3 separate regions of the Homo sapiens genome follow, and regions 2 and 3 are each linked to region 1. Evidence: read pairs that join two places in POLR2A ChIA-PET (ENCODE). Cell type or tissue: MCF 10A. All regions are shown on one strand. Each heading gives the region's core, and the rest is flanking DNA. Links, peaks and the distances in the headings are about the cores only.

Region 1 (5,248 bases), core at 881-3,380:
GTAGGGCAGTGGCACAATCACGGGTCACTACAGCCTTGAATTCTTGAGCCGAACTGATCCTCCTACCTCAGCCTCTAGAGTAGCTGTGAACACAGGCATGTGCCACTATGCCTGGCTAATTTTTAAAAAATTTTTTTGTAGAGGCAGGGTCTCCCTATGTTGCCCAGGATGGTCTCAAACCCTGGGCTCAAGCGATTCTCCCGCCTTGGCCTCCCAAAGTGCTGGGATTACAGGCGTGAGCTACCATGCCTGGCCAAAATCCAGTTTCTATCAATTTTCTTTATCCTCTAGCTAGAAGTATTTTGAAAACAAAGTAGAAGGTAATTTAATATTTTGTATTGAGAACAAGTATAAACTCAAATCTTTTAGTGATATATTTATTTCTGTTAATTGAACTTATGATACAAAAACAGTATTACAGAAGTACTATATCATTTGGAAAACAGTAAATACATTTTATTGCGCTAGAACAAATCCTAACAAATGACTAAAGGTTGTGACCAGTAAGGGTAAGCTTACTAGTTATACATAATGCACCTTGTTTCCCTTTAAGAAAATTTATTCTCAAGTTATTTTCAATATACTGATTGGAATATCTAGTCTGGAGAATTTACACATATTCTAAGAAAACATAAGAGAAAGTTAAGCCATACGTGGGCTATAAAATCTCTGCTCCAAACTCTAAATGAACAATCTGAAATAATACATTCAGTGTTTCTCACTATTAATGAAAGCACTGTGGAAATCTCTCTCATCATTTGTATTTGGACATTAACAATACTATCAATAAAAACTTTTTCTTCTACTATACTTAATACTATTTATAAAGAAAATCATTCAAACTGTAAATGAGGTTTAATAGCATACTAGAAACAAGAATGCAAGAAACATTATTTTGTAATACTACCTCATTCATATGACATTTCATAGTTAATTTTAAATTTATTAAAATACTGCATATTTTCTTGTCTAAAAACATGGTATATAACATAAAATCTTATGCTACTGTTACAACAGAGGCCATTGTTAAGAATGGTAACTGCATGTGTCCTACTGAAATACACTGATGTCCCAGGGAACACTGAGGTTCTACACTATACCACTGAGATGCTTCTATTTAACAGCTGAGTAATTTGTAATTCTTCAAGCATCTTCACAGGCACTATTACTTTTCAGTGGCTGACTTTTTTTGTGAGATACTTAACCAAAGAAAAATTGAAGGAGGCCAGGAAAGCAGATAACCAAGCCTATTATATCTACGTTTAAAATAATCATATGTAATAATAAGTCAATAGATTATGGTTAATTATAGTTTATTCATATCTCATAGAATAAAGACATAGAATTAAGGAGAGACCTTATAACAGCTATTTCCCTCCAAAATTTTTTTCTTATTTCAAGATTCACAAAAAATGTTCTAGGTGTCCAAGGCCCCAGAAAGTCTGCAAGGCAAGTGAGACATAATTAATCCATAATAAAATGAGAGAAACAAATCCTAAATTATAACCTTATTGAAAAAACAGCAAGTAGTTAAAAATTTAGTCAATTCACGGGCTGGTGATTTGACCCTAATATAACTGGGCACACAACATATTGGTTTTCCCTTCTAGAGGTTATGTAATGTAATCAACATATATTCAGATTCATTTGATAAATCCAAATATCTAATGGTTTTAAGTCTCTACAAGTTTCAAAATAATCAAGCAATCAGTTGAACTAGTAATCTTTCATAAACACAATAATTAATGAGATATCACTTGAATGCAGTTCTACTGGCCATAGTACAGGTATCTGAAATGCTTATTCATTATTAAGCTGTAATCCGAAAATATTATATATGCTATATTAGAGTTATTCATGTTTATTTTACAACCAACCCTCCAACATACCAGAAAGACAGGACCACAGGAAGCAGCAGGCCACCCCTACTGCTTCCCATGCCTACCACAAACCACAGAATTCCCTCATCTAGAACTTTCCGAGTCTAAGAATTCGGAATGTAAAGTGTTGATCAGTCTCCACGGAGATGACTGGTGAACATTACGAATTTGTATCCATCACTGACTTTCCTTTTGAATGTTACTATTTTACATAGTATATGAAAATCCCAACACTGTCAGCTACCCTGTCGCTTTTCAAATAGGGAGTATGTATGTGTGTTTATGACTAGTGTTGGGATGTGGCTGGTTTAGAAAAATTCCATCTCTGGGCATGTCAGAATCTTGTAGCACAGAGGTAGTGGCTGACTCATTTCAAGTTGAGAAACACAGAGCTAGGATTAGTATAGGAAGATATTTACAGTTTGTTAATAATACATATATAAATAATGTTACTGATATTTTTTAAATCTTGGAATTATCTTAGAATAGAAAGGCTTTATTATTAACATTATTTCCTCAGATCTAGATAATTAGTTTGGGAGATTCCTCTGAACTACATTAAAAAAAAAAAAACAAGATTTCTCTAGAACTGATTTACATAAATTATAGTCAATAAGATGTATAATTTGTTCCAAATCATTTTTGAATGTTGTACAACATGAATGATCAAGTTTTCTTTCTACATAATTAAAATCTCTAAGAAACAATCTACATACTTGCTTACAAAAGATTCTTAGGAGCTCATGTACTTTGACTACTTAGAAGGCATACTTTAGGATCACTTTTCCCCTTGATCAAACTAAAAAAGATATCATTTTAGTAGTTTGGTTATAGTGATTTATATGAACATTCCTAAAGCTTTGCGGCCAAAGCCAAAAAAAAAACATAAACAAAAACATAAAAGCAGCACAGCAACAGCAGGAGCAGCAGCACAAAGCATGCAATAGATGTAATAATATACCACAAAAACATTAACAGGTTCCGCAATCACAGGCAAAAGGATGAGAGAGGGGTAAAAGGCCTCAGGATGGGTACATAAAGTGCAAAAGTCTCTTACACGTCTGCCTTTGCTAGCTGGAGTACAGGATGGAGAGCGCTTCAACAGAGAAAGGAGAATAGGACATGTTACAAATATTTACACACATAAGACTCTCAAGGACTACTATTGTATTAACAGACAAAGTATATAAACATACATATAAAGCCACAGTTTTGGATAGGTTGAATGTACATGTATTTTTAGGAAAAACTGGAGGATAGGATGGTAAAGAAACAGTTGTTTGGACTACGTCTAAGGTTGACAAACTTTTCACTGGCCCATGTACAGTGACCCACAAAATAAGCCTTCATCAAGTGATAGACAATTTCTTTTCTGGAAAGGTTGGCAGTAGCAGACTGGAACAAATGAGAACAAAAAGGATCTAGATATTTCTGATTTAGTGCTGGCAAACATTCAATAAAATAATGAACTAGCCTGGCGTTAGACATTTACCTAGTAAATTTTTACTCTTTTCAAAAATGATTCTTTTAAATGACAAGGGCTAAGTTAGGATTTCAGAATTAATGATAATAAATTAAAATTAAAAGTTATTTGAACAATACTCCATCCTGACTCAACTTCAGCCATAGTCAAAAGAGGGACTTTCACCTTTCTAACATTAAAGAATTAAGTAATTAGGAAAAAAGGAACAATTATCTCAAAAAGTTTTTTTTTGTTTTTTTTTTTTTTTTTTGAGACGGGAGTCTCGCTCTGTCGCCCAGGCTGGAGTGCAGTGGCGCAATCTTGGCTCACTGCAAGCTCCACCTCCTGGGTTCATGCCATTCTCCTACCTCAGCCTCCTGAGTAGCTGGGATTACAGGTGCCCACCACCACGCCCGGCTAATTTTTTGTATTTTTAATAGAGACGGGGTTTCACCATGTTAGCCAGGATGGTCTCGATCTCCTGACCTCGTGATCCACCCACCTTGGCCTCCCAATCAAAATATTTTTGTGATGCTCCAGCAGTAGAGCTTCACTAATATGAACCATATCTACTTCGGCAATTTCTAACATTCAGTGCAACCTAACATTTGTTGTGAGCTCACAATACGTTGGATACTAAGCCGACTTTGCAAGGGATTGAAAGATAAACAAGACATGGAAGTTCACAGACTGGTAGAGAAGACATCATGCCAGCAACAATGTGACAAATGCTATCACTGAGATATGTACAAGGTTTGTATGGGAACCTAGAGGAGGGACAGAGAAGATTTTCTTGGGGACCTAGAGGAGGGAACTTATAGACTAGGTCTACAGGAGTTATAGAAGATTTAAGAAAAAAGGAAAAGTTCAAGAATGAGAAACACTACCAAAAATTCAGTATTAGTGTTACAATAACTCTGGCAGGTAAGTAAATAGGTACTTTTTTTTTTTTTTTTTTTTTTTTGAGACAGAGTCTTGCTCTGTCACCCAGGTGGATGCAGTGGTGCGATCTCGGCTCACTGCAACCTCTACCTCCCAGGTTCAAGTGATTCTCCTCCCTCAGACTCCCGAGTAGCTGTGATTACAAGTGCGCGCCACCATGCCCGGCTAATTTTTGTATTTTTAGTAGAGATGGGGTTTCACCATGTTGGCCAGGCTGGTCTCGAACTCCTGACCTAAGTGATCCGCCTGCCTCGGCCTCCCAAAGTGCTGGGATTACAGGTGTGAACCACCGCGCCTGGCCAGAAATATTCTTTCTTTCCATAGGAAATGGAATGGAAGATAACTTGAACACTGTGTCCTGCAGAGTTAATAGTAAACCAGGATTAGAAGGCCCGGAGAGTTCTAAAGAAGTTTTTCCATTATGGAGGCTAAAGTCTCAGGTTCAAACCTAGTTACTTTTCCTCAGTTATTAATGGGAAGAACCTCTCTCATTCCTTCTTGCCCCCAAAACCAAACAACCAAACAATAAACAAATCAACTCCAACTCTTCCTCTAGCTATCATCTATCTCCCTTCTTCCTTAATAATCATAATAACATTTATTATGTGCAGAGTATATGCAGATCGTTTTCCAAAGTGCTTTACATATATGAATTATTTTAATTCTCACAGAAACCCTATAAGGTAGGAATTATGATCCTCATTTTAAAGATGTAGAAGATGGATCAACTTGCCTAAGGTTATAAAACTATTAAGTGGTAGAGCCAGGATTCAAAACTTCCTCAGCCAGATTTCTGAAAAATGGTATACAAATGCCGTCTGTATTTTCTAAACTCCCAATTAACTTCTAATACAGTGCAATTCAGATTCTGCTTTGATCTGATACTCAGGTCAGTATTTCTGGTTTGTCCTATCTGACCAACCACCTCTGCCATACCATCACACTGACCATTCCCCTCCTTAAA
Region 2 (5,248 bases), core at 1,337-3,836, 76 kb after region 1:
TCAGGCGCGCCGCCACACCTGACTGGTTTTCGTATTTTTTTGGTGGAGACGGGGTTTCGCTGTGTTGGCCGGGCTGGTCTCCAGCTCCTAACCGCGAGTGATCCGCCAGCCTCGGCCTCCCGAGGTGCCGGGATTGCAGACGGAGTCTCGTTCACTCAGTGCTCAATGGTGCCCAGGCTGGAGTGCAGTGGCGTGATCTCGGCTCGCTACAACATCTACCTCCCAGCCGCCTGCCTTGGCCTCCCAAAGAGCCGAGATTGCAGCCTCTGCCTGGCTGCCACCCCGTCTGGGAAGTGAGGAGCGTCTCTGCCTGGCCGCCCATCGTCTGGGATGTGAGGAGCCCCTCTGCCTGGCTGCCCAGTCTGGAAAGTGAGGATCGTCTCTGCCCGGCCGCCATCCCATCTAGGAAGTGAGGAGCGCCTCTTCCCCACCACCATCCCATCTAGGAAGTGAGGAGCGTCTCTGCCCGCCCGCCCATCGTCTGGGATGTGGAGAGCGCCTCTGCCCCGCCGCCCCGTCTGGGATGTGAGGAGCGCCTCTGCCCGGCCGCAACCCCGTCTGGGAGGTGAGGAGCGTCTCTGCCCGGCCGCCCCGTCTGAGAAGTGAGGAGACCCTCTGCCTGGCAACCGCCCCGACTGAGAGGTGAGGAGCCCCTCCGCCCGGCAGCCGCCCTGTCTGAGAAGTGAGGAGCCCCGCCGTCCGGCAGCCACCCCGTCTGGGAAGTGAGGAGCATCTCCGCCCGGCAGCCACCCCGTCCGGGAGGGAGGTGGGGGTCAGCCCCCACCAGGCCAGCCGCCCCGTCCGGGAGGGAGGTGGGGGGGTCAGCCCCCCGCCCGGCCAGCCGCCCTGTCCGGGAGGCGAGGGGCACCTCTGCCCGGCCACCCCTACTGGGAACTGAGGAACCCCTCTGCCTGGCCGGCTGCCCCGTCTGGGAGGGAGGTGGGGGGGTCAGCCCCCCGCCCGGCCAGCTGCCCCGTCTGGGAGGTGAGGGGCGCCTCTGCCCGGCCGCCCCTACTGGGAAGTGAGGAGCCCCTCTGCCCGGCCAGCCGCCCAGTCCGGGAGGAGGTGGGGGCGGACAGCCCCCCGCCTGGCCAGCTGCCCCATCCGGGAGGTGAGGGGCGCTTCTGCCCGGCCGCCCCTACTGGGAAGTGAGGAGCCCCTCTGCCCGGCCACGACCCCATCTGGGAGGTGTACCCAACAGCTCATTGAGAACGGGCCATGATGACAATGGCGGTTTTGTGGAATAGAAAGGGGGGAAGGGTGGGGAAAAGATTGAGAAATCGGATGGTTGCCGTGTCTGTGCAGAGAGAAGTAGACATGGGAGACTTTTCATTTTGTTCTGTACTAAGAAAAATTCTTCTGCCTTGGGATCCTATTGATCTGTGACCTTACCCCCAACCCTGTGCTCTCTGAAACATGTGCTGTGTCCACTCAGGGTTAAATGGATTAAGGGCGGTGCAAGATGTGCTTTGTTAAACAGATGCTTGAAGGCAGCATGCTCGTTGAGAGTCATCACCACTCCCTAATCTTAAGTACCCAGGGACACAAACACTGCGGAAGGCCGCAGGGTCCTCTGCCTAGGAAAACCAGAGACCTTTGTTCACTTGTTTATCTGCTGACATTCCCTCCACTATTGTCCTATGACCCTGCCCAATCCCCCTCTGCGAGAAACACCCAAGAATGATCAATAAAAAAATAAATGAATAAATAAATAAATAAATAAATAAAAAAGAAATTCAACTATACACTTTGTCATTATCAATAACTGCATGGCCTCCAAAATCATCTCTCTCATCTGTACAGCTTACTACTCTAGGGACCACTTCAACAATTTTTCATTCCAACCAGAAATGCCAATCAATGTGTTCCTAACATTTTCCATTTTTTTCCTCTTTACTTTCTTACTTACCCTGGTTAGATTCTTTGGTCCATCACTGTTTTGCAAATACCTTCAATTTCTTTACCCTTCTCTCCTCCATTGTACTTATTCTAGAAGGCCCTCTATCTTGGATAATTTCTACTCTCCTCCTACTGTATGATTTTACCCAAGTAGCTGAAAATGGCTGAAAAAAATACACAGTCATTTAAAACTCATGATTACTGAACTTAAATAACTTGGAAATATCTGGCGATCCTAAACTATTTCCCTAGCTCATTTACTCTTTTCGTCTCCATACTGACCATTTCACATTTTCTCTTTTTCTTGTCAAATATCTAATATCTCCTCTACCTTCCTAACTCTCAGTGGATGACCCTACTTTGTATGTGATTTATTGTCTGTCTCCTCAAAACAGAATGCAAACATAACAAGGGGAGGTATTTTTGCCTTTATCTGCTTTTTATTACATTCCTGGTCATGGGCAGTACAGCTCCTGGGCTGTTTGATACTCAATAAACAGCTAATAAATGAATGAATCAGTTTAAATGTTAATCTATGTCACTGCTATGAAACAAGTATTCATACCAAAAGGCAATGATCTTACATTTTTGTTCACTTTGCTCTGTGCAAACGATACTACACATGTAAAAATACCAAGAACAAATTAAAGAATTCAAAACATTTAAAAAAAACCCAAAACATAGGAAATTCTTAGTCATAAGGGGATGGACTAGGAAGCAACAGGTCACTGCTTTGTTTCTCCTGCCGTAGAAAGTAAAAATTCAATACATAATTTGAGAAAATCTTATTTTTAAAAACATCTTTGGTTTATTTTACTTAGTTCTCTTTGCTTTTTCAGTTGGAGTTGGGAAAGTGAGCCAGGGAAGTGAGGCATTCTGAGGTGAAGAGGCTATTACAACTGCTTCTTACCTGGAAGCCTTATCCATTTCTGTGAGTGTACTTAGGTCAAGCCTGGCCTTTAAATTGAGAGATAACATGCTGGAAAGAAAAACCACTGAAGCTTCTGGAGGATGTGTGGGGATGGTGCAACAATTTGGAAATCTCAAAGTCCCTAAGCATATGGTGCTTTTATTCCCATGGTATATTTTAATTGATGTACTTGGGGGCTGCATGGGAAGTTAGGGAGCTTTGAAAAGTCAGACAGAAATCTCCGATAGTACAGAATTATTTCAGAGACAAAGAGCTGCTTGAGGAAGAGAATCTGCTTCAAATACATGGCCAGTCTCTTCATCAAGACACCAAATTTGGAAATGGTATAGGGCAGAAGGCTGAAGAACAGAATAAATCTCCCATAGTTTAGGAAGTGAAGGAGAAAGAGGCCCAACTAGGCTCTATCCAGCTCCCGATTCTGGGCATTTGAAATCAAAGGTAGGGTTGAGTCTAATTAAAAATGCAATTTAGGGGCAGGCACAGTGGCTCTTGCCTGTAATCCCAGCACTTAGGGAGGCTGAGACGGGCGGATCACGAGGTCAGGAGATCGAGACTATCCTGGCTTACATGGTGAAACCTTGTCTCTACTAAAAATACAAAAAATTAGCCAGGCATGGTGGCACGTGCCTGTAGTCCCAGTTACTCAGGAGGCTGAGGCAGGAGAATTGCTTGAACCTGGGAGGCGGAGGTTGCAGTGAACCGAGATCACACCACTGCACTCCAGCCTGGGCGACAGAGCGAGACTCTGTCTCCCAAAAAAAAAAAAAAAAAAAAAAAAAAAAAAAAAAAAAAAAAAAAAAAGCAATTTAGTCTTGTCCAAGCTCAATTCTTGATGGAATGAAAAGGGAGAAACCTCTCTGGGGCAAAAATAATATAAACTTCCTTCTCTGTGTTATTTTTATTCATGACATCTTTCACATGAGACATTTGGAAAAGCAGAAAAGCATGACAAATGAAAGAAAAAAACAGAAAGGCAGGCTCGCAGAAGATTCAGTTGTTGAAAGTAACAGATAAGGACCTCAAAATATTAAAATGTTAAAGAAAACAGAGAAAAAAATACATAAAAATATGGGGAAATTTCAACAGAAAACTGAAACTGAGAGAATCAAATGAATAATCCTTAACTAAAAAAGACAATATCTGAAATTAAGACTAATTAGATGGACTTAACAGCAAAATGGATAAAGCAGAAGCCAGAACTAGTGAACCTGAAGGCAGATCAATAGAAAATATCTTAATGAAGCACACAAAAAACAGAAAGAACGGAAGGAACAGAACAGAGCATAAAGGAAATGTGAGATACCATCTAACATATACACAATTACAGTCCCAGAAGGAGAGGAGAAAGTGCATGAGGCAAAATAATATCTACAGAGATTATGGCTTAGAATTTTGCAAAACTGATAAAAGACATCAAAGAAAATTGCAAAAGCTCAATGAATCTCAACCAGGATTTTCTGTTCACATAAAGAAAGCGACACGTACGTGAATCACAGTCCAACTATTTGAAATTGAAGTTAAGGACATAATACTGAAAGCAGCCAGAAGGGAAAACATACACATTACATTCAAGAGCTTAAGATTAACAGCTGGCTTCTCAAGAAATATTATGGAAGTTATTATAGAAAACAATGAAATAATACAGTAGAGCTCTGAAAGAAAAAGCTGCCAAGCTAGAATTCTAACCCAGCACAAGTATTCTTCAAAAATGAAGGTAAAAATAAAGACATTTTCAGATCAACAAAATCCTATCAAGAATTTGTCACAACACATTCACATTACAAGAAAACAATAAAGGAAGTTTTTTAGGCTAAAGAAAAATGATTCCAGATAGAAACATGGATCACTAGGGAGAAATAAAAAGCACCAAACGGGTAAATATATGGGTAAATAAAAAGATACTTAAAATTAATGAGTAAAGAAAACATAAAGCAACAATGGAGTAAAAGTGTATTAAAAGATTTATAACACAGATTAAAGTAAACTATGTAACAACAGTCATACAAGGAGTTGTCTAAAGGTTTCTACGTTGTTTGTGAAGTAGTAACATACAAATTATTAAGAAAAAGATATATAAAGACCTAATAGAAAAATGGGCAAGAACCTCGAACCAAAACTTCACAAGACTAGATATCCAAATGGATAGTAAATACATGAAAAGATATTCAACCTCATTATTCATCAGGGAAATGCAAATTAAAATCATGGCAGAACATCACTATACTTCTACCAGAATGGCTACAAGTGAAAAACGCGGACGATAAGTTCTGGTGAGGAGTTGAAGACAGTAGAACTCATACATTATTAGTAGAACTATATATTGGTATAGTCACTTTAGAAAACTCTTTGAAAATATCTTCTAAAGCTGAAAATCCTCTACTATATGGCCCAGAAATTGTACTCCCAGGTATATATCTG
Region 3 (5,248 bases), core at 1,337-3,836, 54 kb after region 1:
AAAAAAATAAAAAGCAAACCATTAGATAAATCATGTGAATGAAAGTTAGAAAACCTGGGTTTACATTGTACTCTATCACTTATGACTCTAAAATATTTAACTCTTCTGACCCTCAATTTTCTCAAATAAAAATAATGCCTAAGATTTCTTCCAGTTTGTACTTTATTATTCTTATCATCCAAAGCACCCAGAATAGTGCTGGAAACAAAGCAGGCCCTGACTGAAAAGTATCTGGGATGGTGATGTAATTACTTCTACATACTAATCCTGCTCTAGAGGTATATAGAAGACACATCTCTACTTCGTAAAGCTAACCAGGACTATGAATTCATGATGAACTAAAACTCCCAAAACAAAAACAAGAATAAAATCAAGAGTTTATATTTCTATTTACAGCAAAGGAATTTGACTTGCAACCACTGAAATTCAATTGTCAGACAAAGTAAGCTCTGACCAATTCTACCACATGATTCATTCATTAACTTAACAGGTTTATTAAACAAGTATTCAATATCTGGTCCTTTGCCAGGGCCAAATTAACAATATAACTGTCTGTGTTTTCAATAAGCTAGGTCACAGTTTAGTTGGAAATATACAGATTTGCAAATAAATAATTACAATAAGAGCTAAGCTACAGGTATTAACAGAATTCCAAGAAGCAGTACAGGAGTATGTAGATTTTAAGGAGTATGATTCTTACATGTTATGGATAATTAGACACTAGACTAAGCATGGTCCTAAAAGAAGTAGGTGAAATGGGGGCTGACAGATATAGCAGAGAAAACAGGATGGAAAAAGTTTCCAGTCAAAAAAGATAAAAGGCAGATACCACACTCAGACTATTACTTAGTATGGTAAAAATATCACGTCAATTTGATCTTAATTCACTCACTGTAATATACATAATACTATTATACTAACAGTTACTGAACACTTATAATGTGTCAGCTTACAAATGTATGTATGTACTCGTGACATGAAATAGTTTTATAGAGGAGAAAATTAAAGTATAATGAGGTTAAATGTTGTTTTGTTTTGTTTAAGACGGAGTTTCGCTCTTGCCCAGGCTGGAGTGCAATAGTGCGATCTAGGCTCACTGCAACCTCCACCTCCCGGGTTCAAGCAATTCTCCTGCCTCAGCCTCCTCAGTAGCTGGGATTACAGGCGTGCGCACCATGCCTGGCTAATTTTGTATTTTTAGTAGAGATGGGGTTTCGCCATGTTGGTCAGGCTGGTCTCGAACTCCTGACCTCAAGTGATCTGCCCATCCCGGCCTCCCAAAGTGTTGGGATTACAGGCGTGAGCCACTGTGCCCGGCCCCATAATGTTCTGTCCAATGTTACATGTTACACAGCAAGTAACTGGTGAAAGCAAGAAGTTAAGAATAGGTAGTCTAACTCCAGAACGGCTCAAGAATTTCCCTTGCAAAGCACCTTCTGCTGAGATGTTTTAGACTATGCCCATTATCATCTTATCCTAACAGACACAAGTGTCTGCAAAGCTACCCCTGAGCTTCTCCTGAGTCATTTATGAGATATATAGAGGGTCTGGATATCTAACCATGACTCCCATGCAGATTACCAGTACATCTTGTGTAGGTCTGCATAAACATTCTAACTCCCTCCTGATAGATTCATATTTCCCACTAAACATAGTCCTCCATTTTCTTCAGCATAATTAAGAAATCTGTATTAGCTTCCTACTGGTAAGAACGAGAATTATGAATAGTAGGTTTGAAGAAAGGCTAGTTTTCACTGCACACCGAATACAGTATACAAGCTAACACTCCTAACAAGCCTAAAGAGAAGAAAATCAATTAAGCTTCATAAATGTGAAGTCAAAAGATACCTTCAGTCCCTCCAATTCATTTTCCAGTTGCTTAGAATAGTGCTCACTCTGTTCACGTAGCTTCCTGTCTTTAGATGCTTCAGCAGCTAGAGCTTCTGTATGAACTTCCAGCTTTAAAACAGAATGAAAAATGCAGATTTCACGGTTATAATTTTTTTCCAAACAAAACATTTATCCCAATGAGAATTTACCTTGTAACAGGAAGATAATTCAAATGTTTAAATCCATATTAAATAATATTAATGAACTATAAAAATAACTTTAGAAATATTTTAAAAATTATATATTATATTACTAGTCTCAAAAAGCAGCTTTAATCACTATCCCATGGGCACTACAAAATTTGCCTGACTACTAACCTCTTTTTTGGCTCTTTCTGTTCTGCGCAGTTCTTGCCTTAAGCTTTCAACTTTTTGCATCACCAGGTCCACCTCTTCTTCCTTATCTCGGACATGGCGAGCAAGTTTCTGTTTTTGGGTGTGCAATTCTGTTAGCCGCTCATTGATCTCCATGAATTCCTGCATGGCCAGTTTCCTCTGACAGTGTGCGTCTTTCAGCTCTTTGGATTGGTTTTTTAATCGCTCACTAGCCTGGACTAGTTCCTACAGTTTTGTAAAAAGAATATAAGTTACCAATTCTGCAACCTAGAGACCAAATTTGGCCATCAGAATAGCTATCATTAAGTCAAGAAGAGCCAAAATTATTCACCTTAGGACAAATTAAAAGAAATAAACTACTTCTGAACAGATATTAACGGCATGGTGTCCTGATATAGTCTCAATTCCTTATGCTAATACAGTAAATGCACAGGAGCTGCTGATTTAACCTTATAGTACCTTAGTTTCCACAAATGAGGAAAAAGTTTAGGAATAAACGATATGATGGTCAAAATAAATATTTGTGAAATTTAATAAATATGTGTGAGGTTGTTTTCATAAAAAACAAGTGTTGCCCTTGACATGGAGGCTACGCCTCAAGCCAGAAGCAAGGAGATAGAAACTAAACCGGAGACTCCCTAATTAAAATGAGAAACTTAGAGGAGAGCTAAAGTGGACTCAGGGCAGTACCACTACCTGCCTCCCAGCAAAAGGAAATGCAAATTTTCTTTGGGGGAAAGAAGTGCAATGAAATCTGAATTTTTCACATATTAAGAACAAACAAGAATGAGCTCACAACCACAGATTCCAAAATACTCAAAGAACAAAGCACCACAATCAAACAACAAAAACAATAAAAATAAACATCAAAGGTATCTTGGTATTAAAATCATTAGATATCAACACAAAATTGCTACATATGAAATATTTCAAGGAATAAAGGATGAAATAATAAAAACAAAAAAATGACAAAAGGCTATTAAAAATGACCAAGCAGATTTATAGAAGAACTGTATGGAACATTTAGAAATAGAAAACATAAGGCCAGGCACAGTTGCTCTCATCTATAATCCCAGCACTTTGGGAGGCTGAGGCAGGAGGATTGCTTGAGCCAAGGAGTTCAAGATCAGCCTAGGCGACATTGTGAGACCTTATCTCTACAAAAAATAACAATGTAAAAAAAAAAAAAAAGGCCAGGTATGGTGGTATGCACCTATAGTCGTAGCTACTAAGGTGGGAAGATGACTTGAGCCTGGGAGGCTGAGGCTGCAGGGAGCTGAGATCACTCCATTGCACTCTAGCTTGGGCAATACAGTGAGACTCCAACTCAAAAAAAAAGAAAAGAAAAGAAGTGAAAAAATATAAATGTTAAAATTAAAGACATGCATCCATCACCACAGGAAGCTCTACATTTATGAATCAAGAAAAAATTTAGAAAACCCAAACCAGAAGTGTTCAAAAAATGACGCTGGGTAATACCAAAGAGAAATAAAAGACCGTAAAGAAATCAGAGGGAAAGAAAGACAAATCACCTATTCCCCATCCTCAAATAAGGCGGGGAGGAGGAAAATTAGACTAAGAACAGACACTGAAGAAGTAACAACAGCAACAGAAACAGGGTAAAATATTTTCAAAGATATGAGAAGATAATTAAAATTATATACCCCAAAAATTACTTTTCAAGTCTGAGGCTTCATATAAACAAAACTGACAGAGCTTACCATAATCAGATCTGCACTAAAGGAACCAGTAAAGCTTTATTTCAGGAAAAAAAAAAAAAAGATTTTAGAGATCTAATGCAAGAGAAATGAAGAGCTAATAAAATGGTTAACATGAATGTGAATGTAAACAAATGTGTATATAAGATTATACTATAAAAATGTTAACTTTGTACAGTAAACAAAAGATAACAGCTAAAATACTGGCCAATAACAACACATAAAGCTGTAAAGAGGTAATACAGCTTGAATAATCCAAAAAATTTGAAATCTGAAATGTTTCAAAATCCAAAACATTTTGAGTGCCAACATGATGTTCAAAGGAAATGCTCACTGGAGCATTTCAGATTTTGGATTTTCAGGTTAGAAATACTCAATTGGTATAATGCAAATATTCCAAAATCCAAATGCTGGTCCCAAGCATTTCAGATAAGGGATACTCAATCTGTAAAATTAAACGTCTTTAAATTGTTTGTGGGAAATAGTTTTAGGATATTTAACTTAAACTTAAACTTGGTTAATACACATGGTAGAAGCCAAGAGTAACCACCAAAAGACTAGAGAGTAAACTAAAATGTCAACAACAACAACAACAAATTTCAGTGAAGAAGAAATGATTTTGCAAACAAAAAGAGTTCTGGAGACTGCTGCACAAGAATGTAAATACACTTAACATTACTTAACTGTGCACTTGAAAATTGTTTAGATGGTAATTTTATGTTATACGTATTTTACCACAGTTAAAAACTTTTGAGAAGGGAAGAAAGGAAATAAAAAGCAGCATGCAAAAATCATGACAAACAGAAAAAAAGATAGTAGAAACACATCCATATACATTAGTAACCAGTTAAAGGCCATCTATTATACTGGATTAAGAAATGAAATCTTGACTTCAGTAGAAAAAGTATTACTAAGGATAAGGAATATCACTACATAATGATAAAATTCAATACACTAAGAAGAAATATTATCCTAAACTTTTGTGCCTTCTATAAGAGAGTCTCAAAATCATTAAAAAGAAACTGTTAGAACTTCAGAGAAAAATTGGTAAACATCACTATAATGAAAAATTTTAATTTCTTAGTCATTAATAGATAAACCAGGTAGGCAAAAAAAAAAAAATAGTGAATATAAAGACGATCTGAAAAGCTTCATACACAGAAGCTTGCTCTCTAAATTGGAACACGAACTATTTTCAAGAACACACATTGAATGTTTTAAAAATGGAACAGGCTACGCCATGAAGCAAGTCTCAGTAGATTTCAAAGAACAGATACCACGTAGAGCAAGTTCTGTAATGACACT

The links. ChIA-PET counts read pairs that join two places held together with the same protein. Peaks named below come from ENCODE experiments on the same cell type or tissue, not always from the same donor. Only the 100,000 strongest peaks of a DNase experiment are listed, where the experiment ranks them.
Region 2: POLR2A ChIA-PET joins it to region 1 with 6 read pairs; 2 of 35 experiments call an interaction of 5 or more read pairs at or near these places.
Region 3: POLR2A ChIA-PET joins it to region 1 with 6 read pairs; 2 of 35 experiments call an interaction of 5 or more read pairs at or near these places.

The regions. Positions count from the first base shown.
Region 1 is chr1:227,056,436-227,061,683 of GRCh38, forward strand. All of the region lies in intron 21 of CDC42BPA (CDC42 binding protein kinase alpha), which reads right to left. Among named protein-coding and RNA genes, the nearest start is that of COQ8A, 120 kb to the left of the region's middle. In MCF 10A, for the core only: no CTCF peak of the experiment used is centred there; a DNase peak (open chromatin) is centred at 2,216.
Region 2 is chr1:227,132,272-227,137,519 of GRCh38, forward strand. All of the region lies in intron 10 of CDC42BPA (CDC42 binding protein kinase alpha), which reads right to left. Among named protein-coding and RNA genes, the nearest start is that of CDC42BPA, 180 kb to the right of the region's middle. In MCF 10A, for the core only: no CTCF peak of the experiment used is centred there; no DNase peak of the experiment used is centred there.
Region 3 is chr1:227,110,464-227,115,711 of GRCh38, forward strand. CDC42BPA (CDC42 binding protein kinase alpha) reads right to left here. Exons shown (of 37, transcript NM_001394014.1): 13 at 2,208-2,450; 14 at 1,849-1,959. Among named protein-coding and RNA genes, the nearest start is that of COQ8A, 170 kb to the left of the region's middle. In MCF 10A, for the core only: no CTCF peak of the experiment used is centred there; no DNase peak of the experiment used is centred there.